Linked DNA regions of Mus musculus: all the other regions are linked to region 1. The links are chromatin loops, found by intact Hi-C in ENCODE. Cell type or tissue: heart. All regions are shown on one strand. Region 1 holds the start of B230307C23Rik (RIKEN cDNA B230307C23 gene). Region 2 overlaps Prdm15 (PR domain containing 15). Region 3 holds the start of A630089N07Rik (RIKEN cDNA A630089N07 gene). Region 4 holds the start of C2cd2 (C2 calcium-dependent domain containing 2).

What was found. Hi-C counts contacts between places; a loop is a spot of excess contacts. Peaks named below come from ENCODE experiments on the same cell type or tissue, not always from the same donor. Only the 100,000 strongest peaks of a DNase experiment are listed, where the experiment ranks them.
Region 2: a loop joins it to region 1, with 2.1 times the contacts of the local background. A loop is called at or near these places in 5 of 42 quality-filtered maps.
Region 3: it touches region 1 in a loop (3-fold over the local background); 6 of 42 quality-filtered maps call a loop at or near these places.
Region 4: a loop joins it to region 1, with 2.5 times the contacts of the local background. A loop is called at or near these places in 2 of 42 quality-filtered maps.

The regions. Positions count from the first base shown.
Region 1 is chr16:97,995,172-98,000,171 of GRCm38, reverse strand. B230307C23Rik (RIKEN cDNA B230307C23 gene) reads right to left here and starts at 2,836. Exons shown (of 4, transcript NM_001362093.2): 1 at 2,736-2,836. The coding sequence starts at 2,738. C030010L15Rik (a long non-coding RNA gene) reads left to right here. Exons shown (of 5, transcript XR_001781957.2): 3 at 2,385-2,475; 4 at 2,721-3,246. In heart, no CTCF peak of the experiment used is centred here; DNase peaks (open chromatin) are centred at 2,911 and 3,681; H3K4me3 peaks cover 2,246 bases; H3K27ac peaks cover 2,092 bases.
Region 2 is chr16:97,844,889-97,849,888 of GRCm38, reverse strand. The region is part of intron 1 of Prdm15 (PR domain containing 15); the gene reads left to right. Among named protein-coding and RNA genes, the nearest start is that of Prdm15, 3.8 kb to the left of the region's middle. In heart, no CTCF peak of the experiment used is centred here; no DNase peak of the experiment used is centred here; H3K27ac peaks cover 1,399 bases.
Region 3 is chr16:98,079,693-98,084,692 of GRCm38, reverse strand. A630089N07Rik (RIKEN cDNA A630089N07 gene) reads left to right here and starts at 2,254. Exons shown (of 5, transcript NR_015491.1): 1 at 2,254-2,347. In heart, no CTCF peak of the experiment used is centred here; DNase peaks (open chromatin) are centred at 2,172 and 2,662; H3K4me3 peaks cover 2,287 bases; H3K27ac peaks cover 1,475 bases.
Region 4 is chr16:97,919,854-97,924,853 of GRCm38, reverse strand. C2cd2 (C2 calcium-dependent domain containing 2) reads left to right here and starts at 2,221. Exons shown (of 14, transcript NM_174847.2): 1 at 2,221-2,799. The coding sequence starts at 2,539. In heart, a CTCF peak has its summit at 2,187; DNase peaks (open chromatin) are centred at 2,223 and 4,043; H3K4me3 peaks cover 1,905 bases; H3K27ac peaks cover 1,437 bases.

The DNA of each region.
Region 1 (5,000 bases):
GGATTGCTTGGCCAACCCCTTTACCCTGGTGGCTGCCACAATCACAATGGCATGGCTTGGGGTCTCCCTCACAGCTCTCTGATGAACTGCATCTGAGGAGAACATGGAACGGAACGAACCTGTAAGCTACCTCCCACTGCTGCTCCTCCTGATTGCTAGGCTGCCCAGAGAACAGAAGAGGCTCTCCTACTGGAGGATTAGAGATTAAATCACTCAGACAGCACAGGTCTTCCCAGCTCTGCCCTTCCATCCACCCTATGAGCAGACAGAGCCCTAGTATGGTAAATTTGAATTTTATTGGAATCTTCTACTCTCCCAGATGTGGATAACCCTTGGTACTGCTTCTAGGAATAAGGCAAACATTTGACACTGGGCTAGGACAAGGAAGTAAGTTTAATAATAATAATAATACAGCTGAGCAATGTGTTCCTACATCTTGTCATAAGTTGATCATCTTGATAAGACCCTGAATACAGTGAGCAAGGGAACTTCCTTTACACCTTTTTTCTTCCTGGATGACGATATTTATGCTTTAAAACTGACGCTATTCTTCTATGTGCCCAGGCAGTCAAGGCGGGTCAGGGTCTGTTGGCAGATTTCCCAGCCTAATGAGACATGGAACTATAAGAGGAGGTACTCCTGAGGTTCAAGGGAGGTACCTTTGGATAAGAACAGATATTCTGTGTATATTTCAGGAAATTGTTTCTGTTAGCTTGTAGCTTTGCATTCTACAGTACTGTGTGGGTATAAAAAGACTATGAAAAATAAACTCAAGGCTCTCGCTGCTGCTGCTGCAGTATTAACCAGCAGTCCTCCCAAATCTAACTATTGGCTTTGCATCTTCTTTCTGCCTTTCCTATCTTTAATCCTTGCTCCCTGCATCAGAGACTGACTCATGCTGGGGGTGGGGAGGTGAGGGGCCAGTACAAAAAAAGAAACTAGATTCAAGGATCTCTTTCTCCTCCATCCTTGTTTCTGTCCTATCTGGTGTTAGGGGGTGAAAGAGGAGGGGGTTGGAGTTGGGGGGGGGGAGGGGATTAAGTGTGTGTTAAAAGAAGAAACCATAAAGTAGTAAAGACCAGCTACACTGGTTAATACTAAAGAGGAGCCAGACGAGGATGGATTTTGCATTCCACATATGCTGCCACCCTTAAGTCTCTTTTAGATTCAGGTTCCAGGTTAAGTTCTGAACAATTTAAATATAGACTGGAGACTGCAAGTCTAGCCACTTAGACAGATGGGAAATTTACACAGCAAATATAACCCCGGGATCATTTCTTAAGTACACCAGTGCCCTAACACAGCAGGTTAGTGAGAGTGTCCTGAGTGGAAGGCTCCAGATGATGAAAAACACTGGAAAAGGAAAAGGTAGAAAGTAAAAAAGCTGGGGTGGGGAGGACTTACACAAGCTATGGCTCATGCTAAGTAAGCTTCTAAAGAATACCATCTTGTACACGATTGACATGAGGGAAAGGAAGGAGATGGGAGACATCTATGAAGTCAGGAGAAAGATGAAGAAACTATGAAGTCAGCAGAAGCATCATACAATGGGACACACTCAGGAGAAGTCTAATCAAATAGTTGCTGCACAAGGGGAAACTCAGTGTATCTGAAAAAATTTCTGACCAAGTCTCTCATGGCCTTGGGACTGATAACCACAACCCCGTACGGTGGGAAGAGTTGTGCTCTCAGAATCTGAAGCAACCCCTCCCAAAGGCCCTGGCCCCAGACTATTACCAGCTCTCCCAAGCATATTCCAGGTCTTAGAGAAGAAGCTCTGTTTTATCTCTATACCCAGAGCCTCAGGGAAAGCTCCCAAGGCCTAGGCCCCAAGCTGTGACTGGCTCTGCCAAGCATGTTCCTGGGTTTCATGAGGAGCTATGTCATTCTCCATATATGGAAACCTCAGGGAAAGTGTAACTTAGCACTCAATACAACAGTGTTTTGTTTTGTTTTCTTTTTTACCTTCTCACATGGTTGTCACTAGGCATCATCTCACCCATGTGGCAGAACTATGCTTTTCTCAAGAAGAAAACTGAACCTTTATGCCACACCAGGCCTTACTGTAGATTGTGATCCTGTAAGGCCCCATAGACCAGCCTGTTAGAGGCCTGCTCTTTGATATGAAGATGAACCTAGTGGATGGTAGTAAATCAAGTTTGTTTCCTTTGTTATGGTTTGGTGCCCAATTTCTGGACAATCCGGGTGAATTAACTTGTGTATCCTAGCAACCTAATCTCTAACAGCCCTAGTTAGCACATTACCTATCTGTGGGATGTTTTACATGCAGTCCACCCTCAGATAAATTCTACTTGGAGTGCCTTACTATCTCCTAAGCTTTAGTAAATCCTTTAGATCATTAATCCTGCACTTTTACATCACAGCTTGATATTGGATTGCTACCCAGCACATGAGATGTCTTTTACAACCTCCACAAAATTAACTCCAATGGATTGTCCACCTTAATGGCAAATGGTAAGAACAGAACTTGCAGAAACTAGTACTCTCTGAGTTTGGGATCATGCCAAAGATCTTTCTACACACAGGCCAAATGCTCTGCACAGATGCAGCCCCCACAGTGAAGTTATTCAGAGGCTACAGCTGGGTCCCCCAAGTGGCTAGGACCTCACACGTGGCCGCCGATTCCCATTCAGTCCTGTGAAAGCCCCACCACACCAGCTCGCGCTGCTGAGACCCCTGCTTCTCCCCATTGTTGGCAGTGACCCTGTGCTTACCATGTCGCAACTTCGGAGCTTGCCTGTGCACAATCCACAGCATCCAACCGCAGGAAACGGAGCACGGCACACAGAACCATTCAAGCACTCAACCAGGAAGCGAAACCGACACCACCGCACCCGGAAAACCCGCCTTCTCTTCTGACACGCAGGTCTGCCTGGAGGCTCTGATTGGCCAGTAAGTCTTGAGTGAGTCGAGCACCTCCCTTAGAGTTAGAGTGTGCTGAAGCCACACAGTGTAGAAGTTCTCAGACCAAGCTTCAAATCCAGGGACGACCTTTTCCAGATCTACAGGGATTTTCATTTCTGTAATACTTGTGCCGGTCCTCCAATAGCCTACCCTTCTGTCTCCCCGCACAGCCCCAGGGAGGAACCACCACTGCACCTATCACTGCTCAGCCGCTTGCTCCTCCCCTATGTGAACAGTTGACCCCGTGCTCAGCAAGTCCTTGACTTTTCAGCCTGAGCTTTCCTCACTCAGTAGACTGTTTGCCTTCCTCCTGGAATCAAGGTAGTTAGCTTGCATAGCTCAACTTGCAGTGGAGTTATCAATCTGTCCTACAAGCGGAAGGGTGCCCAGGATATTAACGATTAAAAAGAGATTTGGGGAAACAATAGTTTTGTTGCGGTTGGGATTCAGACCCGGGACCAGCTTCTGATCTGCATATATTTAACACACCAAAGCTGGCTGGGTGGAGCCATCCAGCAGCCGCGGGAGAACTGAGTTTACCTGAAAGGGGTGCTGGAAATGAAAAGATGGGGGTGGGGGGTACGCGAGAGAAGAATGAAGTCAAGACAAAGATTCTGATCAAGACTCAAAGTTTAATAATAGGCTTTACGTTTATAAAGGGAAAAACCACAAAACCCATCCCCTTCTTTAGCTGGAATATGTTGTAGAACAAGGTCAGCACAGGCAGCCAAAACAGCTAAGTTCCCATGGGAACCTGCAACTGCAGCCAAGACACATGTCTCTATCCAGCTTGATAAGGCCTGTCAAGATGAATGTTCAAGGTCTGCTTAGCCTGCTCAAGGCTGGGAAGGTTACAGCTGAACCTCCAGGTTCTCCCAGCTCTCCTCAGTCTCCACCTGTTACATAGCAAAGTTGGCAGACCCCACCTTGTACCCTGAGCTTTCCTGTCTCCAGAAGATCTTCCTATATAATCCTGACAGTTTGTACTCTTTGTCTCTCTGTTTCATTCTCTCTCTCTCTCTCTCTCTCTCTCTCTCTCTCTGCCTCCTCCTTCCTCCTTCTCCTGCCCTTCCCCCTCCTCCCTCCACTTCCCTCTCCATCTCCCTCCCCCCTGCATGCCTTGCTAGCTCCTTCTCCCCACCTCTGCTCCTTATACTCCCATCCCATAACTTCTCTGACCTCCTTGGGACTAGTGAACTCTCTGGTTCCTTGGGATCACTGAATCCACTAGAGAGCTACCCCCAAATAAACCCCCAAATACTCTAATTTCACTTGGGTTGAGTCCTTCATGCTGGGCTTAGGTAAACTGCAGCTACTTTTCAGCTGGTAAGTATGTGAACCCTGGAAGGCAAACAGGAACCAGATAACAAACCCAGTGGAGCACTATGGTTAGCCAACACATCTTCCTCACTGGGAAGCTAAACATTCATACACAGAGGCTTCTGCAAGGCCTCCCCACCCCAGCTTTTGTAACTTTCTGCCTTCTACTTTTCATGTCTTTTTCATCCTCTGGGACTTTGTACTTAGGAACCTGTCACTGATGTTGTTTCAGGACACTGGTGTACTTAAGAAGTAATTCTGGGACTATATTTGCTGTGTGTCTGTCTAATTGGTTAGACATGCAGTCTCCAGTCCATATTTAAATTGTTCAAAAATTAACCTGGGACCTGAACCTAAAAGGGGCTTAAGGGTGACAGCATAGGTGGAAATTAAAATCTATTCCCAGCTGGATCTTCTTTGAGCATTAGCCAGAGCTAAATACATGCTGCCATTAAAGAGATTTCTCTCAATTAATCTTTTGTGTGTGCAGTGATAAAATCTTATATAGTTATAGACTCCCTTCTGTATGAGTTCTTTTAGGACTTCAAAGACTACTGAGATATGCAAAGGCTTTAACAGATTGATTACACACTAAAGGTTTTACTCTTGTATGAAGATCCCAGGAAGCACAAAACTTTACCACACTGTCTGTGCTTATGGAGTTTCTCTGCAGTTTGACTTTTTCTCATGATTTGTAAGACTACTGCTACATGCAAAGGCTTTACCACATTGTTTACATTTATATATTGTCTCTC
Region 2 (5,000 bases), 150 kb after region 1:
GGAAGAAGGTTGCTGGGTGTGCAGGGGTTGTTGGCACACTCTGCACTGACCTGAGCCATCTATCTAGGAAGGGTAGTTTAGTAGGAGACAGGTGCTGTGAGGAAATCTAGCCTCTAGTGGAAATCTAGTGGAAAGCAGAGTGGGCTAGTGCACAGAGGGCTGGGTGGGAACATAGTTGGGATCCCAGGCTGGGAAAGGCCAGTGAATCAGGGTGGAGAGCTTTGAACAGGACTGGCACAGGAACTGTGTCCTTAGAGTTGAGTCTGTGGGTGCTTTGGGGAGCCAGAGCACACACAAATACAGGCCAGTAGACTCCACTCAAAATAGAAGGAAACACCGAGATGATCCAGCACACGGCTGCTATCCTAGAGGCACCAGCTGGCCCACTGTCCAGGCATCCTTTGAGAGTCTGTGGGCATGAATGGGACCTGAGAGACTCTCGCTTAGAGTCTCCTAGGGCGGGTCTTCCTTCACCCAGGGCAGGAAACTACATTCATCCATTTATCCCCTGGCTTGGTCCACAGGTATAGGGAGGGACATGGAGTCACTGTGGGTGCCCACCCTCCAGCAGCTTGAAGCCCTGACTAACTGGCAGTTTTGTCTCCTAATTCAGAAGGGTAGGCATGAAGCTCTGTTGTTCCCAGCCTTCTGCTCCATCTCCTCACCCATGTGGCTCTGTTCTGATCTCCCAGGAAAAGAGCTATACGCCCTGTGTACTTCTTGAACCAGCTTCTTTGGGTACTGGATGACAATTCAGTGAAGGCCATCACAGCTCACCCTGAAGAAATGAGTGCAGCCTGTGGTCCTGTGAAATCATGTCTGATTCAATGAATAGACATACTTGTGTTGCGAGAAGTTACAACAGGGGCGTCAGGAGAGCAATTGCAGGCAGCAGTGTGTAATGGACGGTTTAGGATCTCCAGGGAAGGAGGCAGGAGGGTACGGAGAAGAGGCGGGGTCAGCTTGCTGATGCTTAAAGGGAAGCTGGTTCCTGTGAGTTGGAAGTAACTGGGGCCATCCTGTCATGAGGCTTACATTTTCATAACTGCATTTACAAGAGTGACATGAGGATCTATTTTAAGAGGTCAGTGGAATTTTCATTTGCTGCTCTTAAACCTGGCCCGATCAGAGAAGCTGGTACTGGGAATGGAGAATGGTGAAATACTTTTATGGAGATATTCGCAGCGAGCGTGCTGTGCCTGGTACCAGGCATCAAGTGTTCTTCAGGGGTTGGTCTAGACTTAGGGAGAGGCAAGTGCTGCACCAAGATCTGGCTTGGAGGTGACTTTCAACTATGTGCCATATTTGGGGAGTGGGGAGTGTCAAGGAGACACTGCATGCAGGCAGGGTACAGATGGCATAGTGTGTGCAATGAGGGAAGCAAAGCATGAGATTGATCATTGAAGAAAAACATCAGAGGGGAGGGAGGGACCTGAGATAATGATGGAGGGGGATGTAGGCTACAAAGAGGGTGTTCTATAGAACTGTTTGCTGGAGCTAAGGTTGGTTCTCCTATTAGCCCTAGAAGCAGTTCCTGTATATCAGATATTTACATTATGATCTGTAACAGTAGCAAATTACAGTTATGAAGTAGTAATGAAATAATTTTGTAGGTGGGGGTTACCACAACATGATGAACGCCACAGCATTCGGAAGGTAGAAACCACTGTCACAGAAAGTAAGGAAGCCAGCAGTTTTCTGAGGACTTTTAAGGTTACACAGGTGACCTTTAGGCAAAGGTCAAAGTTTCAGTGTGTGAGCTCTGAGTGTCCATAAGATGCTGCCAGAGAGATGCAATCACAAGGGTTTCCAGGGGAAAGTGGGAAGGTCTGTTTTTGGTGTGTGGCAGTCATGATGAACTAAGAGAACTTGTAAGGAGAGTGCTGTTGGAGAGGCCTTATTAAAAGTAGGTGGGTATTTGACAGATGGAGGGAAGGTTTTTAGTTTACTCTGTTTGCTGGTGAAATGACAGAATTCCCCAGACTAGGTAATTTATAAAGAGCGAGAACATTTGGAGACTGTTCCCAGCAGGGTTAGAGAGCACCAGGAACCCCATAGGCTGGGCCATGGAGCCTACCTTTTAAATATGGTCCATCTTGCAGTATCAGGTGGGAGAGCATCACTAATGAGGAAGTTTGGGGAGGGGAAGACCATGGCTGTTTAGGCCTCTGAGAGAGAGGATAACATCTTGTGACTCAGTCACCTTTCAAGGCCACTCACTCACCTCCTGATACCATCATAGTGACAACTACATCACAGCCAGAATTTTGAGACCACATGTACCTCTTAGCAGTGCTGGGAGAAGAAACAGCAGTACGCGACATGGAGGCTGGGAAGGGTACCCAAATAAATTCTTAGGAATCCTGTACCAGTGGATGCCCTGCTGGCGTCTTTCATCTTTTTTCATCCTCTGTCACGTGGGATGGGGGCAGGCACTGGGTCTGGTGGGATCTGATGAGCCTTGTTGATGAACTTGTGTAAACTTAATCTGGGTTGCCTGAAGACCCCACTTCCCTCTACCAAGATATGTCTTGGGCCTCCACTCACGGTTCGGAGGGTTGAGGAAGTGCCAGAATCACAGGAAACTTTGGGCAAATGACAAGGCTTGAGGGACAGTACTGAAGCCAAGTGTGTCCTGAGCGTTGCCATGGGTGTGCGGGGGTGATATGATTGGACTGGAGAGAAGGGAGCATGCCTACTGTGTTAAGAGTCTGCCTTTGATTATTCTGCTGTTTGAAATATGAGTGCTAGGACTACAGATGTTTGCACAGCCAACCCATCCAACTAAGAGGCTGCCTTTGAGAAGCATATTCCCTGTGTCTAGTTCTCTATGTGGGCTTTTGGCATTTTCTAAGTTTGAGGAACACGTGTTAATTAGTGATGGCAAGTTTGACTTTTATTGTGATGAATCACAGTGCTGCTTAGCTTAGTGCCGTGTGTTAGGCAAGGTGCTTCTAGAACTCTGCCCTTACTGGCTGTCAAATTTCTGCCATCATAACCGGTTGAGCTAGGATCTTCAAGTTGAAGGACACACTACCTCAGTTTCATTTTTATGCACTACACTGAACATCTTTCTTTCGCCCAGAAACTCCTCTGCAAGAGCCAGAAGTGAACATTGGAAACACAGCCTCACCACAGATGAGCTAAGAAGTCAGAAAGGATGGAGAAGTTAGTAAAGAAAAAAGACTCAACCTCAGTTGAGGGCTCCAAGTTGCCAGAATGGCAGGCCCAGCCCTAAGACGTCAGATAATAGGGGCTAAACTACACCTTCTGGAGGTTTTCTGGAGGTAGCAGTTGAACACAAGTGCCTTGCTGACTGGAAGGAAATCAGACATGGTGGTTTGGTGCTGGAAGCTGTAGGCTACAAGGGTTCCACTTGCAGCATCTAGAATTCTGAATGAAAGTGCCATGCTCTGGCAGCTTGCTGTGCCTCAAGGTTCAAATAAGCACACTCAGACCATAAGCAGGCTTTGCAGGGAACCTGCAGAGGAGGGACCCAGGAAGCAGAGTAGGAGCACAGACAATAGTAATTCACTTGAGAAGAGTGGTGGTGGGAAGGGATGGAACAGGCAGGCATTGGAGAAGGAAATCAGTGAAATGGAACATGGGGCCCACCTCATTGCCCTGCCAAACAGCTAGGCAAAGCTATAGAGACAGTGGGAATGTGCAGCCTCCTCTTCTCCCCCAGCAGAATCTCCACATATGCATGCCCACAGCAAACTACACACACTCAAAAAAGAAAATCAAATGGAGGAGGAGCAGTGTCTGATCACAGGCCATGTCTTATAGGTGGTAAAGTAAGGTCAGGTGAGGGCTTTAACCCCATCTGCAGGAGCTGATGCAGGAGTGGAGCTGGTGAGCAGAAGGCTTAGCAAAGCACCCTGTGCCCTGACCCTGGGCCTGGATGTCTATGGGGTAAGCATAGGACTTTCTAAAGAGCAGTAGTTGAGCTTGGCCACTGTGGTCACAGCAGAAGGCCACTGTTCCCTATCTATTGTATTTGAAGACAGACAGTCTGGCCTTCTCACTTCCGTTTGCATGGACTATTTCTCCTGTAGAGGGTCAGGTGAGTGAAACTGTGCTCGACGTGTGACTGTGGAGCTGTGTGGGGCCTGCTGTGCACCTGCCCTGCTGGCAGCTGCTCTTTGGTGCTCACTTGGGCAGGGGAAGAAGAGTCTGAACCTTAAAGTTGGGCGAAGAGGTAAATGAGTGGACCCAAAAGAAGGAAGTGAACCCAGGCTGAGAGCAAAGCTGTGCTGAATCTAGACGGTTGGCAGGCACACTGTGCTGGTTAGTATTAGCTGCCAGCCTGACTATCTAGAATACCTGGGAGAATGGCATCTGGGCCAACCCGTAGAGGCTTATCCTGATTGCACTTACTGATGTGAGCAGATCCATCTTGACTATGGGCAGGGCCGTTCCCTGAGCAGGGATCCTGGACAGTGTAAACTGGAGGAAGGCGGCTGAGCATTGGAAAGTCTTTATCACTTCTACATCCTATCCAGTTCGAGGTGTGGCTTCAGGCTGCCTTGACTTCCGGCCAAGATTGACTGTCCTTGAACTGTGAGCTAGAATAAATCCTGTCTTCCTTAAGTTGCTTTTGTTATAATATTTTATAACTAGCAGCAGGAAAAGACACTAAAACAGACAGGGAGCCCAGACAGGACCATTTATTAAAGAGTGTGGGAAAGTTTTGTTCTCCACAGGAAATGAGCTTAGGAAGCCCAGGGCCAAATATGGGAGCCAGAGCTTAGGTGACTAAGGGTTGGTTGTGCTGCTCTTCTGGCACGGATGGCATGCTGGAGCCATTTTGCATCTGCATCTAGGTAAACACTTACCCACAGAAACGGGCAGGAAGCAGGAAAGGAGGACAAGGTGGTGGGACTACAAATAGGAAGACTGTAGCAGACCAGAAAGGCCTTAAACTCGAGGAAACCAAGGCCCAGGAAAGGATAATAACCAGCCCCAGGGTCAGCAGGGACACGCAGGCTGGTCTCTGG
Region 3 (5,000 bases), 85 kb before region 1:
ATATGCTTTTCCTGTTGTTATTGAACATACATAACTACCACTAAGTATAAGCACATCCCTTTGGAGCAGATCTCTGCAGATCCACGAAGATGTACTATCTTGTAGTGATGCTATATAGACTAATGGATGACATAATACTTAATGAGGATCCTATAAGAATTCCTAAAATTGTATCTGTGATCATTAAGCTTTTTTATAATGGGACTGCTATTAGGCCCTTTCCTGATAGTCAAAGCTGCAATGAGAACTCTCCCAGTCTCTCAAGTTTCACCAGTTAACAACTCTTAGCTAGTAACCAGACTTTCTTCTATTCAGAGCACATTCTAAGAGGTTGTAAAACAATTAACCAAAGGCCATAAAAGGGAACTAACAATTTATTATAGGTGCTAGGACAGAAGATAAAATATTGACTGGATTTATCTATACAAAACTTCACTTATAACTTAGTTATGGTTTTAAGCCTTCTGTGAACCCGTGGAGCTGAGACAAGTGATGGATGTTTAGCTTGATAATCACTCCTAATGGATATTCATGTAAACATCCTCTGTTGTAACATTCTATTTCAATTTATGATTTGATTTTCTGGTGAACTTTTGATGAAAATTTTAACATGTGGTCATGTATTATGAATGATGTTTAAGGGCTGAGGACAAAGAGAAGAGACAAAACTGGGGGCTGGGGGTGAGAGGAATGGAGGTGAGAGAACTGAGCTGAGGAGATGATTTTTGAAGGAGAATGCAGAGTGGAGTAGCTTGGAAATTATAGGTAACATAAACTACTAAGAGAGCAATGTGTAGAATGCAGAGGGAAAGAAGAAAAAAGTAGATGATGCTGAGAGCAGAAGGAGCAAGCAGGCTTCTCCTTACCGTGGGACAGAGCAGATCCCATGGTAAGGACAAGGCAGGTTTAGTCTTATTAAAAGAAACAAAGATTTTTTCTTACAAACATGGGTTTAATTCATTTAGCATTAAGAAGGTAGAAGCCTTTTCTTTCTCTATGTAATACAGATTGGAGTGCATTTAGTTTTCATCTAGAATGTGTGAGTTCTTTCTGCAACCATGCTGGGTCTTATGCTCCATATGCATATGTAAATATGGATGTGTGTGTAATTATGTAATTGTGAGAATGTCTGCATGTGTGTGTGTAAGTATGTAATTGTGAGAATGCATGAAAGCTGGGCCCATCTGGCTTCTAATGAAAATGAATAAGTGAGCATGAATGAAGCTGAATATGAATTTATGTGAGATTATGCATATTTGCTTATGTAAAAGTTTTTTCTTTCTGCGAGTGTTATTTACTTCTCCTGGCTCAGTAGAAGTTTATAGCTCCAAACATCCTCCTATCCCGAAAGCAAGTGGCATCTGGAGAACAGGGGAAAGGGTCTAGCAATTAATTCTTTACTTAATCTGCTGTTTTAGGATGAGGTGCTGAGTGCCAGAAACTGCAGTTTCTGACCTGAGAGGATCACAGAACGCAGGTCAGGTACAACAGCATAGTAACTTAGACTTAGATAAGTAAACTTTTTATTATACAGCAACCCTAAATTTTTGTTAAGACAAAGCCTTACCCTCCGCCTATGCTCTTACCTCTCCGTTGCCTCAAGAAGAACCGAAAAGAAAGAAGAAATACCTCACGCTGGGGCTGCACCACGGCACAAATGCATCAAAATTAATTACACTATGAACATAACAAACCAGAAATTAATAAGCCTATTCATATCTATAAACTATTGTTACCCCAAATCTCCCTCTAATAGTTAATATCCTGGGCACCTTTCCGCTTGTGGGACAGTTTGCTAACTCCCCTGCAAGTTGAGTAATGGGCTATGCAAGCTACCTACCTTAATTCCAGGAGGGAGAAGTCAAACAGCCTAGTGAGTTAGGGAAGCTGGGGCTGAAGTCAGGACCTGGTGAGCACAGGGTCACTGCCCACATAGGGGAGGAGCAAGCCACTGAGTAGTGGCAGATCTCCGGCTGCCTTCCTGATGGGGCCTCCCTGGGGCTGTGCAGGGAGACAGAAGAGTAGGCTATTGGAGGACCCGCACCAGTACTATGGAAATGCAAATCCCTGTAGATCTGGAAAAGGTCAGGCATTGGACTTGAAGAATCTTCAATTGGGCTGAGAATCTCTACGCAATGTACCTTTAAGGGAGGTGCTCGAGTCACTCAAGACTTATTGGCCAATCAGATCCTTTAGGCTGACTTGCCAGTCAGAAGGGAAGGCGGGTTTTTCCGGATGCCTTGGCGCGAATTTCACTTAGTTGCTGAGCAGACTTGAATGAGCCTGTGTGCTGTGCTCCTTGTCCTGCCGCTGGATGCTGTGGATTGTGCTCAGGCAAGCTCCGAAGGTGCGACATCGTGAGCACAGGGTCACTGCCCACATAGGGGAGGAGCAAGCGGCTGAGCAGTGGCAGGTCTCCGCCAGCCTTCCTGGTGGGGTCTCCCTGGCGCTGTGCGGGGGGGACAGATTGGTAGGCTATTGGAGGATAGGCACAAGTACTACAGAAATGCAAATTCCTGTAGATCTGGAAGAGGTTGGGTCCTGGCCTTGAAGCTTGGACTGAGAACCTACACTGTGTACCTTCAGCTAACTCTTAACTCTAACGGAGGTGCTCCAGACTTACTGGCCAGTCAGAGCCTTTAGGCGGACCTGCCAGTCAGAAGAGAAGGCGGGCTTTCCGGTTGCCGTGGTGCGGGTTTCACTTAGTAGCTGAGCCAGCTTGAATGGGCCTGTGTGCTGTGCTCCTTGTCCTGCCGCTGGATGCTGTGGATTGTGCTCAGGCAAGCTCCGAAGTTGCGCCATGGTGAGCACAGGGTCACTGCCAACAATGGGGAGAAGCAGGGGTCTCAGCAGCGCGAGCTGGTGTGGTGGGGCTTTCACAGGACTGAATGGGAATCGGCGGCCACGTGTGAGGTCCCCTGAGGTCCTAGCCACTCGCGGGACCCAGCCGTAGCCTCTGAATAACTTCACTGTGGGGGCTGCATTTGGCCTGTGTGTAGAACGATCTTTGGCATGATCCCAAACTCAGAGAGTCCTAGTTTCTGCAAGTTCTGTTCTTAGCATTTGACATTAAGGTGGACAGTCCATTTGGAGTTAATTTTGTGGAGGTTGTAAAAGACATCTCATGTGCTGGGTAGCAATCCAATATCAAGCTGTGATGTAAAAGTGCAGGATTGATGATGTAAAGGATTTACTAAAGCTTAGGAGATAGTAAGGCACTCCAAGTAGAATTTATCTGAGGGTGGACTCCATGTAAAACATCTCACAGATAAGTAATGTGCTAACCAGGGCAATTAGAGTTTAGGTTGCTAGGATACACATGCTTGTTCACAAGGATTGCCCAGAAATATGGCTCCAAGCCATAATAAAGAAAACAAACTTGATTTACAAGCAGCCACTAGGCCCATCTCCATATGAAAGAGCAGGCCTCTAACCAGCTGCTCAATGGGGCATTACAGGATCACAATCTACAGTAAGGCCTAGTGTGCCATAAAGGTTCAGTTTTCTGCTTGAAAAAAGCATACTTATGCCACATGGGCGAGATGACACTTAGTGACAACCATGTGAAAAGGGTAAAAAGAAAAGAAAAGAAAACACTGTTGCATTATTGAGTGCTGGCGTGATCAAACTGTAATTTCCCTGAGGTTCCCCTGTCTGGAGCATGATATAGCTCCTTCTAAAACCCAGGAACATGCTTGGCAGAGCCAGTCACAGCCTGGGGCCTACTCACCTGGCTCCTTGGCAGCTTACCCTGAGGCCCTGGGTATAGAGATAAAACCAGGGCCTTTTCTAAAACCAGGAATATGCTTGGGAGAGGTTGAATCAGATTCTGAGAACAAGACTTCCTACCCTATGGGGCTGTGGTTATCATTCCCAAGGCCATGAGAGATTTGGTCAGAAATGTTTTTGAGAAACACTGAGTTGCCCTTGTGCAGCACTGTTTAATTAGACTTCTCCTGAGTGTGTCCGATTGTATGATGCTTCTGCTGACTTCATAGTTTCTTCATCTTTCTCCTGACTTCATAGATGTCTCCCATCTCCTTCCTTTTCACTCATGTCAATCGTGTACAAGATGGTATTCTTTAGAAGCTTGCTTAGCATGAGCCATAGCTTGTGTAAGACCTCCCCACCCCAGCTTTTTTACTTTCTACCTTTTCCTTTTCCAGTTTTTTCATCATCTGGAACCTTCCACTCAGGACACTGTCACTAACCTGCTGTGTTAGGGCACTGTGTATTTAAGAAATGATCCTGGGAATATGCTTGCTGTGTAGATTTCCCATGTGTCTTAGTGGCTAGAATTGCAGCCTCCAGTCTGTATTTAAGTTGTTCAAAACTTAACCTCAACCTGAACCTAAAAGAGACTAAAGGGTGTCAGCATATGTGGAATGAAAAATCCATTCTAGTCTGGCTCCTCTTTTAGCCTTAATCAGTGTAGCTGGTCTTTGCTACTTCATGGTTACTTCTTTTCCCCTACCCTTAACCCCTTCCCCAACAGCACCCAAGCTCCACCTCCCCCCTCCCCCCCCCCCCCCCCCGCGTCTCCCCCACACACCCCTTCGTCACTCCCTAACACCAGATAGGAGAGTAACAAGGATGGAGGAGAAAGAGATTTTTGAATCTACTTTCTTTCCTTGTACTGGACCCCCCAGCATGAGTCAGACAGTCTCTGATACCGAAGGCAAGGATTAAATATAGAAAAGGCAGAAAGAAGATGTAAAGACGAGAGTTAGATTTGGGAGGACTGCTGGTTAATACTGCTGCAGCAGCAGCCAGCAGCAACCAGAGCCTTGAGTTTATTTTTAGTAGTGTTTTTATACCCCACAGTATCATTCAAAGCAAAGCCACAAGCTTACAGAAACAATTTCCTGAAATATACACAGAATATCTGTTTTTATCCAAAGGTACCTCCCTTGAACCTCAGGAGTACCCCCTCTTATCGTCCTATGCCTCATCAGGCTGGGAAATCTGCCAACAGACCCAGACCCTCCTTGACTGCCTGG
Region 4 (5,000 bases), 75 kb after region 1:
GCAAGGATTGTAGCAGTAAGACTGGGAAATCTACCCAGCCACAAAACCTTTGACTTACAATCTGTCCTGCCTATAAGATGTGCTGGGGTAATGGTGGCACAGAACTTGTGGGACTGGGAAGAGTGGAAGGAGGGGAAACTGCTGACAGGATATAATATATGAGAGAATAGAAGCAAAAAAAAAAAAAATACTGTCTTAAGAGAGCAAGGCTGAAAGTGGAGTAGGATACCTTATGTCCTTCTCCAGCCTTTGCTGCTTGTACATGGGTGCATGCACTTGAAACACACATGGACATGTATACTTACAAACACACATACAAACAAGAGAGAGCGAGAGGGAGAGGGAGGAGAGGGAGGAGAGGGGGAGGGGGAGGGGAGGGAGAGAGAGAGAGAGAGAGAGAGAGAGAGAGAGAGAGATTAAACTCAACAAATGGCCACAGCCAAATGTGACTGAGAATTAGACCCATAAAACCCATTGAAGTGAGAGTAGATACCCCTCACAGGAGAACTGTAGTCTGCTCCCCAGGTCAAAGATGGGTGTGGGGAAAGAAACAGGAGCTGATGGGAAGCAAGGAATATCACAACGGGGAATCAAACACCTGACAAGCCCAGGACCAATGGGTCTTCCACTAGAAGCAGAAACTAGAGGGGCCTGATCTCTTCATGAACTTAGGAGGTGTTTCTGCTCTGGTTGCAAGCATGTTTTGACCACTTGCATTGTCCCATAAGCCAGGGTCATTCTTTATTTCCTCTTAGTTTGCTTCTAGAAGCAAATATTGACACTCTCCATGTCTACATGTCAACAATCTCTTTGTAGACACATATAGAAATATGACACATTCCAGATGAGGGATGGTGGTTAATTTGAAGTTTGTTACAATCCAGTTGGGTAAGCAGCCCCTGAGACATGTCCGTGGAAGAATGAGACTGGTTGTACCAGTCACACAGGATAGATGAGCTCCTTGTCACCACCCACATAGTAGCAGCCAACATACACATAGGAACACAGGTGGATTTGGACACAGGTAGATGTGGTCTAGTCTCCCAGGTGTCTGGTAAGACCTACATCATCCAACTGAATAGATCTAGCTTTAGGTTAGAAAATAAACAGCCTTTTCTTTCAATGAGAACAGATTTTCTTTGTTTCTGCTAAAATACCAGATATAAAGAGGGAAAGGGGAGTAAGTCTGAGCCTCCAGCCAGTGTACTATGCCTGCTAGGTAGGGTTCATCATCCTATGGTAACTTGAAAGACATGGTTAGGGTTGTTTTGTTGTTGTTTACTTTTTTTTTTTTGCTTGTTTGTTTGTTCTTTTGCTTGTTTTTGTTTTTTCAAGACAGGGTTAGGGTTAGGGAGTTTTTAATCCCATATCCTAGCTAGGAGAGGTTCAAGTTCAATCCTAGCAACCTTGAACTGATTCCATTTTGTTTCCACAAAGTCCCTCTGTCCAACTGCCACCCCACGTTTCTCCTCAAAGATAAATGTGGTAGGGACACTGATTCTAGGCTTATATCTCCCCTGATGTAGCCAGTCTTTTGCTCCAACATACTAGGAGAAGGCTGAATGTTAGGTCCACCTAGCCTAACTTGAAGTCCAGTTCCACTGATGCAGCTGCAGAAAACACAGCTGAACCATGTTTCTGACAACTTTCTGAAACTTCTCAAGATGAGCATGCAGAAAGCTGTCACAAATGCACAAAACACAAAAAACGGGTACTGTGCACATACAAATCTCACCACCACATACAACATACCAAATTCCCCTCCCACCATACCACACATGTATACTTACACACACACACACACACACACACACACTCCAAAGTCGATGATCCATGCACATCCTGAACTATGGCCTAGGTTTGACAAGCACCTCCCTGGATCTTGAAATAGGACAGGCATCATCCCCATATTGCAGCGACCATCAGCCTACTTTAGGGTGACAGCTACAGGCTGCTGTGGCTAGCCTTGCAAAATCCTAGTCTTGGCAGTGGGGAAATTCTTGGAATTCTCGCTTTATCTGGGCATCCCACCCACGCGCCAGCGCACAGTTCCCAGCCAAGGCGCGCCAAGCGAGGCACCCCGACACCTTCTCACCCACCACTCAAGGTAGTGGCAGGAGAGGACTTGCGCCCTTAACGCCGCCGTGAGGGCCCTCGGGGCCTTTAAGGAGGCGGAGCTGTAAAAAGAGACTCCGCTCCTGCTCCGCCCCCAGGCCCGGCCTCCTGCGGTTACTACGGGCCGCGGGCGGGACAACCCGGGCGGCAAGCTGGGAAGAAGAGCCTTTGCCTTGCACTTCCCAACCGCGCGTGGGGAGCAGCTTCCTCTGTCCCGCGTTTGGCTCCCAGGCGCGCAGCGCTCAATTTGGTTCGCTTACCGGTCCTCGCCGCCCTCCCCGCTGCCTTGGCCTCCCAGGCCCCGGACCCTGTGCCCCTGCGTACCGGCGGATGTCCTGAGTCGCCACCCGCCAGCTCCGCGCGCCCTGCGGCCACGGCTGCTGGGGGAAGTCGGGGCGCGCTCGCCGGGTATGCGCCGTCAGCATGGGCTCGTGGCTCAGCGAGGTGCAGTGGCTCTTCCTGGTGTCGCTCTTCGTCGCGGCCCTGGGCACCGTGGGCCTGTACTTGGCGCAGTGGGCGCTGGCCAAGGCGCGACCCCCGCCCCGGCGGCGGGCGGAGCCGGATGAGCTAAGGCGCCGGGAGTCGGACACACTCCTTTCCTGGATACTGACACGGGATAGCTGGGGGAACCAGTGGCAGGCGGCTTGGGTGACCGCCCTGAACTATGAGGCCGAAAAGAGAGGGGTGAGTTCCTAGGAGGGCGTGGTGTTTGAAGGTGAGAGGGGCATCAGAAAGAGCCCTGTTCCTGGGAGGCCGCCACAGTCCCTGACTCGCCACCCAGAGCCTACCGAGGAAAGGCGTTCTTTGAAGTTAGAACTAGGGAGAGTGAAGCACCTGAGGTGGGGAGTTAACAAAGTGACTGACTGTTTCACACAGCAAACGTCTTAAGCTCCGTGAGGCTTTCTGTGGGAGAACCACCCAGCCGGTCCCTAGAGGATTCCGAGTGGACACCTACTGGTTTTGAACCCGATAAATGGATAACTGTGATCCAAATGTGCTTTCATTTAGAATCTTGTTCTCTGCCTAAAGCTTCTAAATTCTAAAAGGCTTGCATTTCTGAGCACATAGAATAGTGACCATTTATTGAGATCTCGCTGCTTCTCAGCTATAGCCCTGGGGACTGTAAATGCTTATGTCACTTCCAGATTAGCATGTCATCATCATCATCCATCTGAGGAAACTGAGGCCTGGAAGGTTAAAGTAGTCTTTGGTGTCAGAGCCAAGATGAGAACCCAAATGTGCTGACCTCACACCTTGGGCTTATTACCCTGCTCTATGTCTCATACTCCTGTGGTTGTTTCTTTCATTGTTAATTGCTTGCAGAATTATTTTTACTTTTAAGAGATGTTAGTGTAAGGACAAGTTCCTGGCGTCTACAATTTGGAGGCATTCCACAGGGGAATTAGGTTGGTGGGACAGAGCTGGCACCTGTCAGCGCTGCAGCTGTCCCTCAACTTCAGGTACACAGGCCTCTGTACCTGCTATACAGCCCAGCGGAGAAGCCCCACACTGCCAGCCTTGAACACAGTGAATATCATAATGTTCAGTCATTGTCACACTGAACCTATCCACTTTCAGAATATTCCACTAGGCCCTGAGCCTGATCTTTGTGCCATGGTCTTGGCACATGTAGCCACTGAGTGAAAAAACAAACAAACAAACCCAAACACCCAAACAAACAAAAAAGAAAAAAGCTTTAAGTATGAGTTAGCACAAATCCAACAGTACAAGAGACTTTGCTCTGGACTCTTGGAAAAAGACTTTTTTGGATGCAAAGACTACAAGGTCAGTTGACATCTGTCTTGACACCTAGAATAGGTGCGCAGTCATCAGAGCTGGACCTCTACCCAGGGTCAGTACTCAAGCCATGTGTCCTCATATATAGGAGTAAACATGACCCCACCATGAAGCTGCTGTCACTGACTGTCATTTGATCTGGTGTTAGAAGCCTGGCTTCAGTACAGAGAACACAGTGTTGCCTGAGCTGATGCCAGTCTCTCTCTCTCTCTCTTTCAGTAGGGTGATAGCAAGTGTGCTGGTTAATGATCTGTAGGAAGTAGACACTGGTGGCCTAGAGTCAGTGCCCCTTCTGTGAATTTTGGATGTTTTATTTCCTGCCATTTCTTGGTTGACTTCCTAAGATAGGATCACTCTAGACACGCTCCCAGGGCTTCTTGTGCCTGGAGGGTTGACTAGATAGAAGAGGAAGCCCCTTCCTTAACACTGGTCTCGGTTGGGCAAGTGAATTCCCATGGAATTAGTGGCAGGTGAAATCCTCTTATCTGTCACTCTGGCCTTTGTGGTTAGGGGTGGCATGGGGTTGGGGTTGGCTGAAAAGACACTGGCTTGTTTGCATGGTCATGTCTGTTTTCTGCTCTTTGACAAATTCAGACATTTATCTCTAGAGAGCTCCTGTTTGAAAGTGCCAGTACCATATTGGGTTTAAACTCAAAGTAACTTTACAGGGGGCACTTTGCACAGAAATTGGTATTGGCTATCTATTCCTTAGTACAGTTTTGTTCTAGTTGACTGACTGATGCCTGATACCCGAGAATGCTGCCTGATTGTATTCAAATGAAGGGTTTTGCATGTAGATAGGAACTCAGTCACTTACCTCTCTACCAGTGTCTTAGGATGTGGCTGTTGTTACAGTAGTGACACGTGGGGAACAGATGCAGGCATTTATACTAGTGAGAGCCTGACACCAGCCACCACACCTGCTGGAGTTTCTCCCTGCCCTCCTCCCACTTCAAATGCCACTAATCCCTGATTAGGCTGACATTCCCAGACTGCTCTAGGCACAGACAGCAACAGCCTAGAGGTCCCTTGCCTGACTCTGTCCTGAAATCTCTTTGCCCCAGCCAGGTAGGGAACTAATACTTGGG